Regions from separate parts of the Homo sapiens genome. Here region 1 is linked to region 2. The links are chromatin contacts, found by Hi-C or POLR2A ChIA-PET in ENCODE. All regions are on one chromosome and are shown on one strand. The core of a region is the stretch at or near the end of the contact, and the rest is flanking DNA. Distances in the headings are between cores, read along the strand shown. Region 1 holds the start of S1PR1-DT (S1PR1 divergent transcript). Region 2 holds the start of TRMT13 (tRNA methyltransferase 13).

Region 1 (6,788 bases), core at 1-2,500, 1.1 Mb after region 2:
TACAGACTAGGTGTGAAATTTCACTTTGATTCCTTTGGCTTTAAAGAATGCATAAATTAGTGTGGGTGGAGGCGGGAGAAGGGGGGGAATGCCAAGTCCCCCGTTTTGTTGTGCTGGGTAGACACAATATACCTCTTCCCCTTTAAGTGAAATAAGTCTTCAAATCCAATTAGGATCTACTCTGGAGTCTTAGAGGACCGTTATCTTGGTTTCCACATTATATGCACTGTACTGTTGTTGAAGCTGTGGGTATGTATTGGGTGCGTCGCTGTCGATGAATGCTTTAAAACAGCTGTGAATTAACTGTCACTTCTTTTTTTTTTTTTTTTGGCAAACTCACAAAATCCCAGAAGTCAGGGGTCTGTTGTTTGTTCATTCTGCCTCCTTCTGAGTCATTCAGGTACAGGGTGTGTCTGCCAATTGAAACTGCACAGCGGAGGAAGTTTTTGAGTTCACATCTGCCGGGATGGGAACGCAGTGCGACCAGGGACTGGGTGGAAACTTTTACAACAGTAATGCAAGGGCAGAAGCGTCCTGTCCTGAGCTTGTCACGCAGGCAGATCTGACCAAGTCCGCCTCTCAGCCTCACGTTCTTAAGTAGCATCTAAGCAAAAGAAAAGGGTGGGCAAAGTGCTAGTAATGAGATTTGAGGCCTCTGAGTCGACTCCCAAGCAGAATGTGAGAGAAGGGTGCCGGCTCCTGCTGGGCAGCTGCAGTTGCTCCGCAGCTCCTGGCCGAGAATCTCCCCCTTTGGAAATTCCTGAGCTGCCCAGGCGTTTTGAATCTCTCAGGACTCAGCAGCAGCCCACCCCCTCAACGACCTCTCCATTGGCCAGAATCTGGGACACACAGCCTGACTTTGTGCTCAGCTGAGGGAAACCCCTCGCCCAACACCAAAACCGGCGCTGGTTCATTTCTCTGTGCACTCTGGGAAAGCCACTGCCCCTCAGACCGCAGTTGCGAGTAGCACGAGGATCTGGGGTGGCGGGGGGAGTACAGGAACCTCCCGGTTCATTCTCCCTCCCGGGCTGCTTGTCTCCTCCGTACCTCTCGCAGCCCCTTCCCAGCCTCTCCTCCCCAGAGCGCCGCCGACACTCGCCGGGCCGCGGCTCAGGTTTTCTGCTGCTCGCGCGAAAGTGGCTCGGGGAGCTCCTGGCCACAAGCTCAGCACACCGATCCTCCTAGGGCTGCGGGGGGTGTGGGACCAGGGCGGTGCGCTACGAGACTCCGGGCCGTCCTCTGCCTCCTCAGACTTTTCGAGAGAAAAGTTTTCAAAGTCTCTCCACCTTTTTTTTTTTTCAGGGGCTCGGGAGAATCCTCTCCACAGCCAGGGATCAGCGTCTATCTGGGCGAGGGCAGTGATTTATACAGTAGAATCCAGGGGTTACCGGGCTCCGCCCCTTCTCTCTCTCTCTTTTTTTCTTTCATTTGTTGTTTGGGGAGGAGGGGTTCTTTTTTTTTTTTTTTTTTTTTTTTTTGCTTCTGCCCCAGATCTTTCCTGGACAGTGCGTCTCAGCAGTTCAGATCCGGGGGCCCCCAGCTGACAGAGGGCGTGGGGGGTTAAGGCATTAACCCCTCCCAGCCTCTTCCTGAAGAAACCACCCAGCCTTGGCGCGGCGCTGGGTGACTTCGCGTAGCAGGCAGGGAACTGGCCGCGGCGAGCGGGACTGGCCATTGGAGTGCTCCGCTGCGGAGGGAGGGGACCCCGACTCGAGTAAGTTTGCGAGAGCACTACGCAGTCAGTCGGGGGCAGCAGCAAGATGCGAAGCGAGCCGTACAGATCCCGGGCTCTCCGAACGCAACTTCGCCCTGCTTGAGCGAGGTAGGGGGCGGCGAATGGCGGGGGTCGCGGGCGCGGGGAGCCCGGTTGTGGTAGGGCTTAGGTGTCAGAAACGAATTTTTAAGTCGAACGAGGCAAACAAAAACTTAGAAAACATGCATCTCCGGGCGCTGAAAATTTGCATCTCTGGGCTACTAAGGAGCCCATCTCGATCAGATTGTTCTTGGGCACTTGTGATTTATGGAGTTCAGAAAAAAGGTTAATTCCCAACTGTGGAACCTACGGGTGTAGGGGCAGTGAAAATTGCAGTTGGTCGGAGGAATAGGAGGGAAGGCGTTAAATTTTGGAAATCCTATAGACAAAGAATATGGTGGGTGGTGTGGAGCGTGGGTAATGGCTTAAATTAGTACTGCCCAGGAGCAGGGTATAAAATTAGTTGGGGGAAAATGCGGAGCTTCTTGGCTTGAGCAGCCTCTGCTGTTCGCGGAGTTGCTGGGATTGTTCTCATCTCTATTACCTCATTTTATTGCATTGCTGCATTACCTTGAAATATTTAAGCAACTTAGAAGTAGACTTCTGCTGACCAGTGCCGTCTTAGAAAGTTTCTTTGTAACTTTCTAGTCCTAGGAGAGGAGTCAACGTGTTGGGGGACTGCAGTAAATAAAACTGCCCACGCAAATTTAGCAATGCACCAGGGAGCAGTTTAATGTGAGTTTCTGAAGAGTAGTTTTGCAATCGAAATTAGAAATGTGGTAGCATGTATTATGGCTGTCATGAGTAGTTTGATTTCTCTCTTTTGTGTATGTTTTGGCTAAACTAAACAAAGCAAAAAATATTTATGCAATCAACTAATGTACGAAACTTCTGGGATTTGCTGCAATCTGTTATGAATGGTTTTAACTGAATACCTTTAAATTTACTTGCCCTGGCTTGGGGTGGGGGGTGGGGTGGGGGGGCGCGGGGGGAGGCGGGGAGAATAAGAAGAAGAAAGAAAAGGCAGTCGCTTCACGGAGGCGCTAAGCTTTCCTGTTTACAGCAAGGCGGGGCGGGCCTGGCTGCCCACACCTCACTGCGCCCTCGGACCCTAAGCACACCTGCTCCTAGAGAGTTATTAATAGAGCCCCCAAATGGCTTACGCTTTCAAATGATTTTCCTGCAAATCTGATTTCTTGCATGGCACATGGCAATTAGGAGGTGGTGCTAGTATCTTTGAACTGGGGGGCTGGGGGTGGGCATGGGGGACAGAGGTGTGTGTCTTCGCCCTCAGACTGGCAGTTGAGTCTTTTCCGAGGAGAGACGTGGGCTGGTATTGAGCGTGCAGCTAAGCTGGTGACTGCTTCAGAGAATCTCATGGCTGGAAATCCGGGGGTGAGGGGGTGTGGGGTGGTGAGAGGGCAGGAGTGGAGTTAAAATGGGGTGTAGTTCTCTAGGTTTCCCATTCCTCCCACTCCTTGTTTTCCTTTTCATCATCTTTTTTTTTTTGTCAACCCACAGCCAACATCGTAATTCCCATTTCCCTTTGAGTGAATGTGGCCATAGAGTTTCTCCCTCTCTTTTTCTTCCCCCTCTTCCTTTTTTGAAAAAAGAAAAAAAAGGAAGAAAAAAGATAATTTGATTTTTAAAAAAAATCTCTCTCCCTGAGCTCTCCCCAAGTTTCTTTAAAACAAATCAACAACAACACAATTGGAGCAGTGCCTTAGCTAGAATGAATTATGCCAGTATGCTGTGGCTCTTTCCCTGACTCTCTCCTCTGACTTGTTTAAGGCTGCGGTTTCCGAGGCCCTCTCCAGCCAAGGAAAAGCTACACAAAAAGCCTGGATCACTCATCGAACCACCCCTGAAGCCAGTGAAGGCTCTCTCGCCTCGCCCTCTAGCGTTCGTCTGGAGTAGCGCCACCCCGGCTTCCTGGGGACACAGGGTTGGCACCATGGGGCCCACCAGCGTCCCGCTGGTCAAGGCCCACCGCAGCTCGGTCTCTGACTACGTCAACTATGATATCATCGTCCGGCATTACAACTACACGGGAAAGCTGAATATCAGCGCGGACAAGGAGAACAGCATTAAACTGACCTCGGTGGTGTTCATTCTCATCTGCTGCTTTATCATCCTGGAGAACATCTTTGTCTTGCTGACCATTTGGAAAACCAAGAAATTCCACCGACCCATGTACTATTTTATTGGCAATCTGGCCCTCTCAGACCTGTTGGCAGGAGTAGCCTACACAGCTAACCTGCTCTTGTCTGGGGCCACCACCTACAAGCTCACTCCCGCCCAGTGGTTTCTGCGGGAAGGGAGTATGTTTGTGGCCCTGTCAGCCTCCGTGTTCAGTCTCCTCGCCATCGCCATTGAGCGCTATATCACAATGCTGAAAATGAAACTCCACAACGGGAGCAATAACTTCCGCCTCTTCCTGCTAATCAGCGCCTGCTGGGTCATCTCCCTCATCCTGGGTGGCCTGCCTATCATGGGCTGGAACTGCATCAGTGCGCTGTCCAGCTGCTCCACCGTGCTGCCGCTCTACCACAAGCACTATATCCTCTTCTGCACCACGGTCTTCACTCTGCTTCTGCTCTCCATCGTCATTCTGTACTGCAGAATCTACTCCTTGGTCAGGACTCGGAGCCGCCGCCTGACGTTCCGCAAGAACATTTCCAAGGCCAGCCGCAGCTCTGAGAAGTCGCTGGCGCTGCTCAAGACCGTAATTATCGTCCTGAGCGTCTTCATCGCCTGCTGGGCACCGCTCTTCATCCTGCTCCTGCTGGATGTGGGCTGCAAGGTGAAGACCTGTGACATCCTCTTCAGAGCGGAGTACTTCCTGGTGTTAGCTGTGCTCAACTCCGGCACCAACCCCATCATTTACACTCTGACCAACAAGGAGATGCGTCGGGCCTTCATCCGGATCATGTCCTGCTGCAAGTGCCCGAGCGGAGACTCTGCTGGCAAATTCAAGCGACCCATCATCGCCGGCATGGAATTCAGCCGCAGCAAATCGGACAATTCCTCCCACCCCCAGAAAGACGAAGGGGACAACCCAGAGACCATTATGTCTTCTGGAAACGTCAACTCTTCTTCCTAGAACTGGAAGCTGTCCACCCACCGGAAGCGCTCTTTACTTGGTCGCTGGCCACCCCAGTGTTTGGAAAAAAATCTCTGGGCTTCGACTGCTGCCAGGGAGGAGCTGCTGCAAGCCAGAGGGAGGAAGGGGGAGAATACGAACAGCCTGGTGGTGTCGGGTGTTGGTGGGTAGAGTTAGTTCCTGTGAACAATGCACTGGGAAGGGTGGAGATCAGGTCCCGGCCTGGAATATATTTTCTACCCCCCTGGAGCTTTGATTTTGCACTGAGCCAAAGGTCTAGCATTGTCAAGCTCCTAAAGGGTTCATTTGGCCCCTCCTCAAAGACTAATGTCCCCATGTGAAAGCGTCTCTTTGTCTGGAGCTTTGAGGAGATGTTTTCCTTCACTTTAGTTTCAAACCCAAGTGAGTGTGTGCACTTCTGCTTCTTTAGGGATGCCCTGTACATCCCACACCCCACCCTCCCTTCCCTTCATACCCCTCCTCAACGTTCTTTTACTTTATACTTTAACTACCTGAGAGTTATCAGAGCTGGGGTTGTGGAATGATCGATCATCTATAGCAAATAGGCTATGTTGAGTACGTAGGCTGTGGGAAGATGAAGATGGTTTGGAGGTGTAAAACAATGTCCTTCGCTGAGGCCAAAGTTTCCATGTAAGCGGGATCCGTTTTTTGGAATTTGGTTGAAGTCACTTTGATTTCTTTAAAAAACATCTTTTCAATGAAATGTGTTACCATTTCATATCCATTGAAGCCGAAATCTGCATAAGGAAGCCCACTTTATCTAAATGATATTAGCCAGGATCCTTGGTGTCCTAGGAGAAACAGACAAGCAAAACAAAGTGAAAACCGAATGGATTAACTTTTGCAAACCAAGGGAGATTTCTTAGCAAATGAGTCTAACAAATATGACATCTGTCTTTGGCACTTTTGTTGATGTTTATTTCAGAATGTTGTGTGATTCATTTCAAGCAACAACATGGTTGTATTTTGTTGTGTTAAAAGTACTTTTCTTGATTTTTGAATGTATTTGTTTCAGCAGAAGTCATTTTATTGGATTTTTCTAACCCGTGTTAACACCATTGAATGTGTATTTCTTAAGAAAATACCACCCTCTTGTGCCCTTAAAAGCATTACTTTAACTGGTAGGGAACGCCAGAAACTTTTCAGTCCAGCTATTCATTAGATAGTAATTGAAGATATGTATAAATATTACAAAGAATAAAAATATATTACTGTCTCTTTAGTATGGTTTTCAGTGCAATTAAACCGAGAGATGTCTTGTTTTTTTAAAAAGAATAGTATTTAATAGGTTTCTGACTTTTGTGGATCATTTTGCACATAGCTTTATCAACTTTTAAACATTAATAAACTGATTTTTTTAAAGATCCCTTTGTGAAGAGCATTCTTAAAAATAATTATTGAGTCATCTACTGGATTGTGTAGCTCTTTGGAATCAAAGTGAAGGACAAATTTCTATTATTCTTTAAAGGATTTTTACCTTAACTAGGGTGTGAAAAAAGTGTGGTTTGTTTAGAAACCACTCTATCTTTTTCAGGAAGAGAAACTTCAATAAGTTAACACTGAAGAGTAGTAAAGAATGAGATAAAAACCACCAACCTTCTGAATACCACATTGGCTAGTAAGTAGAATTGTTTGAGTTTTAAACTGCATTTAAGCCAAATAAATTAAATGCAATAATTCTGTCATCAAATATGGGCTTTTAAAGAAATTATACACAAAAATGTGGTTGTAAATCTAGTTTAAATGATGAGACTCAATCATCATTCAAAACCCATCAAAAAAGCATACATTCTTGGCCTTTCACCAACATGTTGGGGAAGTGGGGATATGGATATGGGTATTAAATCATGTGTTTTTTTTTTTTTTTTTTCAGGACACTGTCTTGGCTTCTCCCAGCCTATCTTCTGAACC
Region 2 (6,641 bases), core at 2,738-5,237:
ACAGTAAGCCATGATTATGACACAACACTCTAGCCTGGGCAACAGAGTGACAGCCTCTCTCTAAAAAAAAAAAAATAATAATTTTTGAACATAGGATGACACAAACAAAACAAAACAAAAAAAACCATGGTCTCTGTCCTCAAATTGAGATGAGATTAATGACTTTTTGCTAGATTTGCTTCTGATTGCATTTTAGGGCTCCATGAGAGGGGAGGGAAGGGTTACCAACACTACTGAGTACCTGCCAGGTATTCTACATATATCATCTTATTTAACAATAATCTTGATAAGTAAATATTATTTATTTTACAAAAGAAGAACTTAAGGCCCAAATAATGGTTTAAGGTCACATTACAGAGCCCAAATGAAAACTCAGATCTTTCACCTACACCACACTATCTAATAACTGAATAATGGCAATTCATTTCAACTTAGGCAACTTTGAAGGGTCCTTATAGTGAAAGGATTTAAGACATACCTGAAAGTTATGAAAGAAAAAAGCATTTGAGGCACAAGGAACAGCAGGGGTAATAGTATAGAATGAGTATCAGGTATATTCAGAAGGTAACAAGAATGCTTGTATGACTTTCATATTGGAGAGATAAGCTTAGGAAACAAAACTGAAAAGGCAGATTAGTGTCAAATCATGGGTTCCAAAATTTTGCATAATTTTCCACCAGATGAAGTTCCCTGATCATTACCACTGTCCTCAACTGAATTTCCTTCTTCTCTGACTTTAGTGTACTTATATTACTTTATGCATTTGTCACACATTAATACCTAAAATTTAGTGAACATTTATTATGCTCTAGTCACTGTTGTAAGCAGTTCATATGTATAATTCATTCCATTCTCATAATACCATGAAGTAGGTACTGTTATTACCATCAACTTAAAGATGAGACACAGAGAAGGAAATTGTACAAGATCTGTCAGTAAGTGGAAGAACTGGGACTTAAACCCAGGCAATCTGGCTCCAGAGCCTGAACTCCTAATCTGTGCTATGGTGCCTGTTCAAGGAAAATCTTATTTCCCCTATTAAAATGTGAGTTCCTTGAGGGACAGAATGAAAAGAGGTTTTTGTTGGCTTTTGTTGTTGTTGGGGACGGAGAGGGGGGTGCGTATTTACATCCTCCACACTTAGGACAGTTCCTGAGACACAGCAGACATTTGCCAGTATTTGTTGAGCTGAACTGGCCTCAAATACTCAACCAAGGCGTCTGGGCTGGGCGTGGTGGCTCACGCCTATAATCCCCGAATTTTGGGAGGCTGGGGTGAGAGGATCACTTGAGCCCAGGTGTTCAAGACCAGCCTGGGCAATACAGGGAGACCCCGTCTCTTTTAAATTAAATTAACAACAAAAAAAAGCCAGGCGTGGTGGTATGCGCCTGTAATTGCAGCTACTCAGGAGGCTAAGGTGAGGGGAACCCTTGGGCCCAGGAGGTCAAGGCTGCAGTGAGCTGTAATCGTGCTACAATACTCCAGTCTGGGCAACAGAGCGAGACTCTGTCTAGAAAAAAAAAAAAAAAGAGAGAGAGAAAGAGAGAGAGTCTGGGTTGTTCTTCCTATAGGTCAAGGATCACCAAATTATTCTGTAAAGGGCCAGATAGCAAATATTTTAGGCTTTGCGGGCCATAAGGTCTCTGTCACAATTACTCATCTCTGCCCTTCCTGTGCAAAAGCAGCTACAATATGTAAACAAATGAGCATGGCTGTATTCCAAGAAAAGTTTATTTACGAAAACAGTGAGCCAACTGGCCCATGTGCTCCAGTTTGCTGACCCCTATTATACAGATAATAGGAATATATTAAAGGTTTCTAAGCAGAGAAATTGAGTTTTTAGATTAACTGTGATGGCAATGTAACCAGAAAGAGACCATCTAGGAGTTTCCATATTGAAACCAAAGTCATGGCCTCCTTTATCTTTCTATAATCATTCTAAAACAGTGTTGTCCAATGGAGATACAATGTAAGCCACAAATGTGAGCCAGGTATGTAATTTTAATTTTTTTCTTTTTCTTTTTTTTTTTTCAGAGACAGGATCTCGCTCTATCACCCAGGCTGGAGTACAGTGGCACAAATAGTAGCTCACTGTAACCTCAAGCTTAGGCTCAAGCAATCCTCCTGTCTTGGCCTCCTAAAGTGCTGGGACTACGGGTGTGAGCCACCATACCTAGCCTACTTTTAAATTTTCTAGAAGTCACATTTTAAAAAGACTTTTAAAAGCAGGTGAAATTAATTTTAATAATACATTGTATTTAACCCAATATACCCAAAAATATTGCCATTTAACACATAATATAAAAATTGACATATTTTACATTCTTTTTTCATAGTAAGTCTTAAAAATCCAACGTGCATTTTCATATGTAAAGCACAACAATTCAGATAAGCCCCATTTCAAATGTCTAATAACCACATGTGGCTAGTGGCTACCATACTGGACAGCATTAAAAGAATGATCAACTAAACCTACAGATCTCCATATGCAGCTGCTGGTTTTGGGACCATCTCCTTGACCGGCTTGCCATTGATTTTTGACCGAATTCTGAACTATATATACTACAGTTTGACATTACTGGCAACTCAATAAGGCAATGTCTTCATTTTTTATGTTACATTTGTACACCACTTAGTTTTCACATACGATTTCACACCTGATCCTCATTACAAACACGTGAATACGCAAAAGATTTCACACCTGATCCTCATTACAAACACGTGAATACGCATGTTATATCAGTTTTACAAATGAGGAAAGAACGTTCAGAGAAAAAAAGAGACAACCATTGAGTGTTAGAACTGAGAAAAAAAAAGTAAGTCTCCTGACCTCTGGTCAAATCTATTTACGCCCCAATAATACCACCTCCTTAATCAAAGTTGCACTTCTCTGTGCGACTGGTCTTTATTTCCTCCAGTGATTGTAAACTCCATGAAGAAAAGGACTGTTTTTCCTGACCACTGTATTCCCAGTGCCCAGTAAGGTGTTTTACAAGGAGGCAATATTTATTGAATGAATTAATGACGTTTCTGCTTTTCTCATTTTTAGTCGGTTAAATGTAATTTACTTTTTTAAAGCAACTGATGTGAAGAGCCAAAGTACGCCACCAAATTGGTAGGTTTTTAAAAGTTGAACTTTACTGCCAACATACTTCAAAAGAGAACGAGGGGGAAAGGCTCGGAGCCAAGGCCTGAGTTCTAGTCCTGACCCTGCCATGAACTGGCTGTGAGCCCTCACGTAAATTTTTTTAACTTCTCTGGGCCAGAGTTCTTATCTGTCAAAAGGGAAGAGTAGGGCTATAATCTTCACGATTCCGTGCACAGGTAGGGTTTTTGACATTAACTTGATGTGAGCCGGCTTCCTAACTCCTCACACCCTTCCTCCAGTCCCCTCTGCAACGGCCGACTTGGTGAGAGAGGTAACCACCGGGCCCTCTGGGTTCCCTATCCGCTTCCTAGGGGGGCCGACTCGACACCTAGGTGCAAGGTGGATCCCACGGGCCAGAACCGCCATCTTTCCCCATTGGCCTGACCCCAACCGCCACCCGCGGGCACTGGATGACGCGGACCTTACCTCTCCTCACAGTCTTTGCATTTCACCTGCAACGGGACTAGTTGGTGGAACAGCACTTGGCTCATGTTGGCTCGCTGCCTCGGCTGGTGTGCAGAAAAGCCCAACAGGCCCGGCCCTCGGGATTAGCCTGAGAGGTCCGGGTCCTGATAAAGTTTGAGTTTGGCGCTCGGCTTCTGCGGAGGAGGCGGGGAGGGAGAAACGAGGGGAAGGCGTAAGAGACTTGGCCCTCGCCAGCCACCATCGGATTCTTCCGGTTCTGCGGAGGATAAAGGGAAGACGGTTGTGGTAGTTCCGGGTATTAACCTGTGTGGCGCGGGGGCTGAGGCAGCCATGTTTGTTAAGGGAAGGAGACCCGAAGGAAGCTTCTAACTTTTCTTCTGGTTGCCGGATGCTGGACACCGGAAGCGAGCCCTAGAATTATGGCGACCTCCGCGACGTCGCCGCACGCGCCTGGTTTTCCAGCTGAGGGTAGATGCGGTTACTATGTGGAAAAGAAGAAACGGTTCTGCAGGATGGTGGTGGCCGCAGGGAAAAGATTTTGTGGTGAACACGCTGGAGCCGCGGAGGTGTGGTATCGCCCTACTCTCTCAAGAGTCGGAAATAAGTATCCTGGTCCTGTCGGTGCTGGAACCCGGCCCCTCCCCTCTTTGACAGCTTTCTGCTTGTGTCCCCTGGATTCTCCAGCTTTCACTTTAATAAACCCAGTTTTGCCCTCCTTGCGGAGCGATTATGAGTTCTAGTGATGAGAAATTTTTTATTTTTCTAAGTAAAGCGCCAGCAGTGACCCATTTATTTTGATCTATTTATCTCGATCTTAACTCATGGTAATGCTAGGTTTTAATTTTTACCCCAAGCTACCGCTCCGTCTTCCTGCTGGAAAGTGGTAGTTTAGAAAAAGTAGTGATTGAAGTCCCAAAGGTTTCACTAGTTGTGTTCTAATTGTTATTTCATGAAAGAGAAGCACTTCTCGTGAATGCGGTTGGAAGAAACTTTCTTTTAAAAATTTAGACTTGAGGCCCGGCGCGGTGGCTCACGCCTGTAATCCCAGCACTTTGGGAGGCCGAGGCGGGCGGATCACTTGAGGTCAGGAGCTCGAGACCAGCCTGGCCAACATGATGAAACCCTCTCTCTACTAAAAATAAGAAAATCAGCCGTGGCGCGAGCTACTAAAATTAAGAAAATCGTGGTGGTGCGAGCCTGTAACCCCAGCTACTCGGGAGGCTGAGGCAGGAGAATCGCTTGAACCCAGGAGGTGGAGGTGGCAATAATCCAAGATCACACCACTGCATTCCAGCCTGGGTGACAGCCAGACTGAATCTCAAAAAAGAAAAAAAAATTTTTTTCGACTTACAGTTTTTAAGAATGCAACTTTGCTGGAATGGGAAGGAAAGATTTTTAAATATATACGAATTGACCTTTTACAATTGAGAACAAAGCATACAATTTTGTTTGATAATTATGCATATAAATGTACTATCAAACACTTTATATTTGTATATATGTATATTACTTTAGGATATATATGAGATGGGAAAATAAAAACCAGAGGAGCAAAATGCTCATAGGAAGAGAGCATGTCCTTATAGTTCCACAGAACTATAAAGAATAAACCAAAGCGATCAGCATCAGATTTCATGCTTCTGAATGTTCAGTATTATTTGCATTATTTTATTTCTTAAGGAATTTATTCTTCTAGACAATATCCAGTGCAGATCAGTCCCCTGACCCCCTTCATCTGCCACTCTCCATCATAGTTGTAGTCTACTTCCTATTTTGTTTTGACTGGCATTTACCAAAAGTGAAGCATACTGAAACAAGGACATTCTTGTTTTGGAATATGGGAGACGTGATTTGTTGTGGGAACTCTGAATTATGCCCATAGTCTATTGACTGGTTTTGAGGGGACTGGCAAACATCCCTTGTTGAAGAATGAGAGTTATGATAGGAGAAGGATTTAGACTCCACCTTATCCAGATATATGGAAGGTGAAAACAAATAGTGATGATAGTAGAATATGAATAAATCCTTACAAGCTGATTAGTATTCCTATAGAGGAACGACATATTGTCATTAGACACTTGAAGAGAGACCGCAAAACATCAAGTGGAAACACTTTTATTGACTACTATCTCGTTTTAAATTGTGGCTATCCTCCTGAATCTGTAATTTATGATGTAACTGGATGTTGTGTTTCCATCTTTTTTTCTAAGTGTCATATATAGCTGTGATGACACCACTCATTTTTACCCAGTGGTTCTCGACTGGGACTGATTTTGCCTCCAGTGAACACTTGGCAAAATGAAGACATTTTGGTTGTCAAACTGAGGAGTATCACTGACATCTAATGGATAGAGACCAGAAATGCTGCTAAACCTCCTACAAATCACAGGACAGCCCCCTGCACTCACCCCCTCAAAAGAATTACCTGCCCAAAACGTCAATAGTGCCAAGATTGAGAATTCCTGTTTCTAAATTCAACTAATAAATTTTAAATGTGCTTTTTTTTTCCTATGCTACAGTTAGGCTCTGGGGGTTAGAATAGTCTTTTACATGGAGGTTAGGATTTAAAGTCAGCAATAAGGAAGAAATTATATACAGTATTTTCTTTTTCTTCTATTGAATATATAGTATTTTCAAAAAAAAAATTTCTTAGCTTTCCCATGAAATTCAGTGTGAATAGCTTCATGGACATGCTGAGAGGCACATTCGAACAGAAATAAATTTTTAAAAGAATAATAATAGCAGACACTTAGTCACCACTTACTCTATGTACAGCACTGGGCTAGGCAGTTTTGTTTTGTTAACTATTAGCTCACTTAATGTGTTCAAACCTTAGAAGGTAAGACATATTTTTGTTCTCATCTTTCAGATGAGGCAGTAAGCCTACCTAACTAAGGTCATAGGGATCGTAGCTGGTAGGTAGAGCTGGGTATCATACCTAGGCAGTCTGGCTGGCCTGTGTTCTTAACTGTTATATGACCCCTATTTATACAGATTCATGTGGAATATTGGGTAGAATTGCCAACATTATCAATTTTCCTTTCTTTTTTCCCAGTTCATATAGTCA

The links. A loop is a pair of places that touch in the nucleus more often than their neighbours do. ChIA-PET counts read pairs that join two places held with the same protein, here RNA polymerase II (POLR2A). Pooled maps may share reads with other maps.
Region 1: a loop to region 2 is called in a pooled map, with 9 times the contacts of the local background. The contact joins the promoter of S1PR1-DT here to the promoter of TRMT13 in region 2. A Hi-C loop is called at or near these places in 1 of 37 single-sample maps with no recorded cell type and 8 of 50 pooled maps. POLR2A ChIA-PET finds 5 or more read pairs at or near these places in 1 of 52 experiments (naive thymus-derived CD8-positive, alpha-beta T cell).

What each region holds. Positions count from the first base shown.
Region 1 is chr1:101,235,278-101,242,065 of GRCh38, forward strand. It overlaps S1PR1-DT (S1PR1 divergent transcript), which reads right to left and starts at 1,251. Exons shown (of 2, transcript NR_104626.1): 1 at 1,048-1,251; 2 at 1-604. S1PR1 (sphingosine-1-phosphate receptor 1) reads left to right here and starts at 1,742. Exons shown (of 2, transcript NM_001400.5): 1 at 1,742-1,822; 2 at 3,545-6,241. The coding sequence starts at 3,708. The coding sequence ends at 4,856. RefSeq lists enhancers at 832-921, 3,555-3,604.
Region 2 is chr1:100,129,176-100,135,816 of GRCh38, forward strand. TRMT13 (tRNA methyltransferase 13) reads left to right here and starts at 3,988. Exons shown (of 11, transcript NM_019083.3): 1 at 3,988-4,140. The coding sequence starts at 3,994. SASS6 (SAS-6 centriolar assembly protein) reads right to left here and starts at 3,755. Exons shown (of 17, transcript NM_194292.3): 1 at 3,575-3,755. The coding sequence starts at 3,639. RefSeq lists enhancers at 1,713-1,762, 3,536-4,138, 3,543-3,662, 3,673-4,202 and silencers at 3,377-3,540, 5,678-5,972.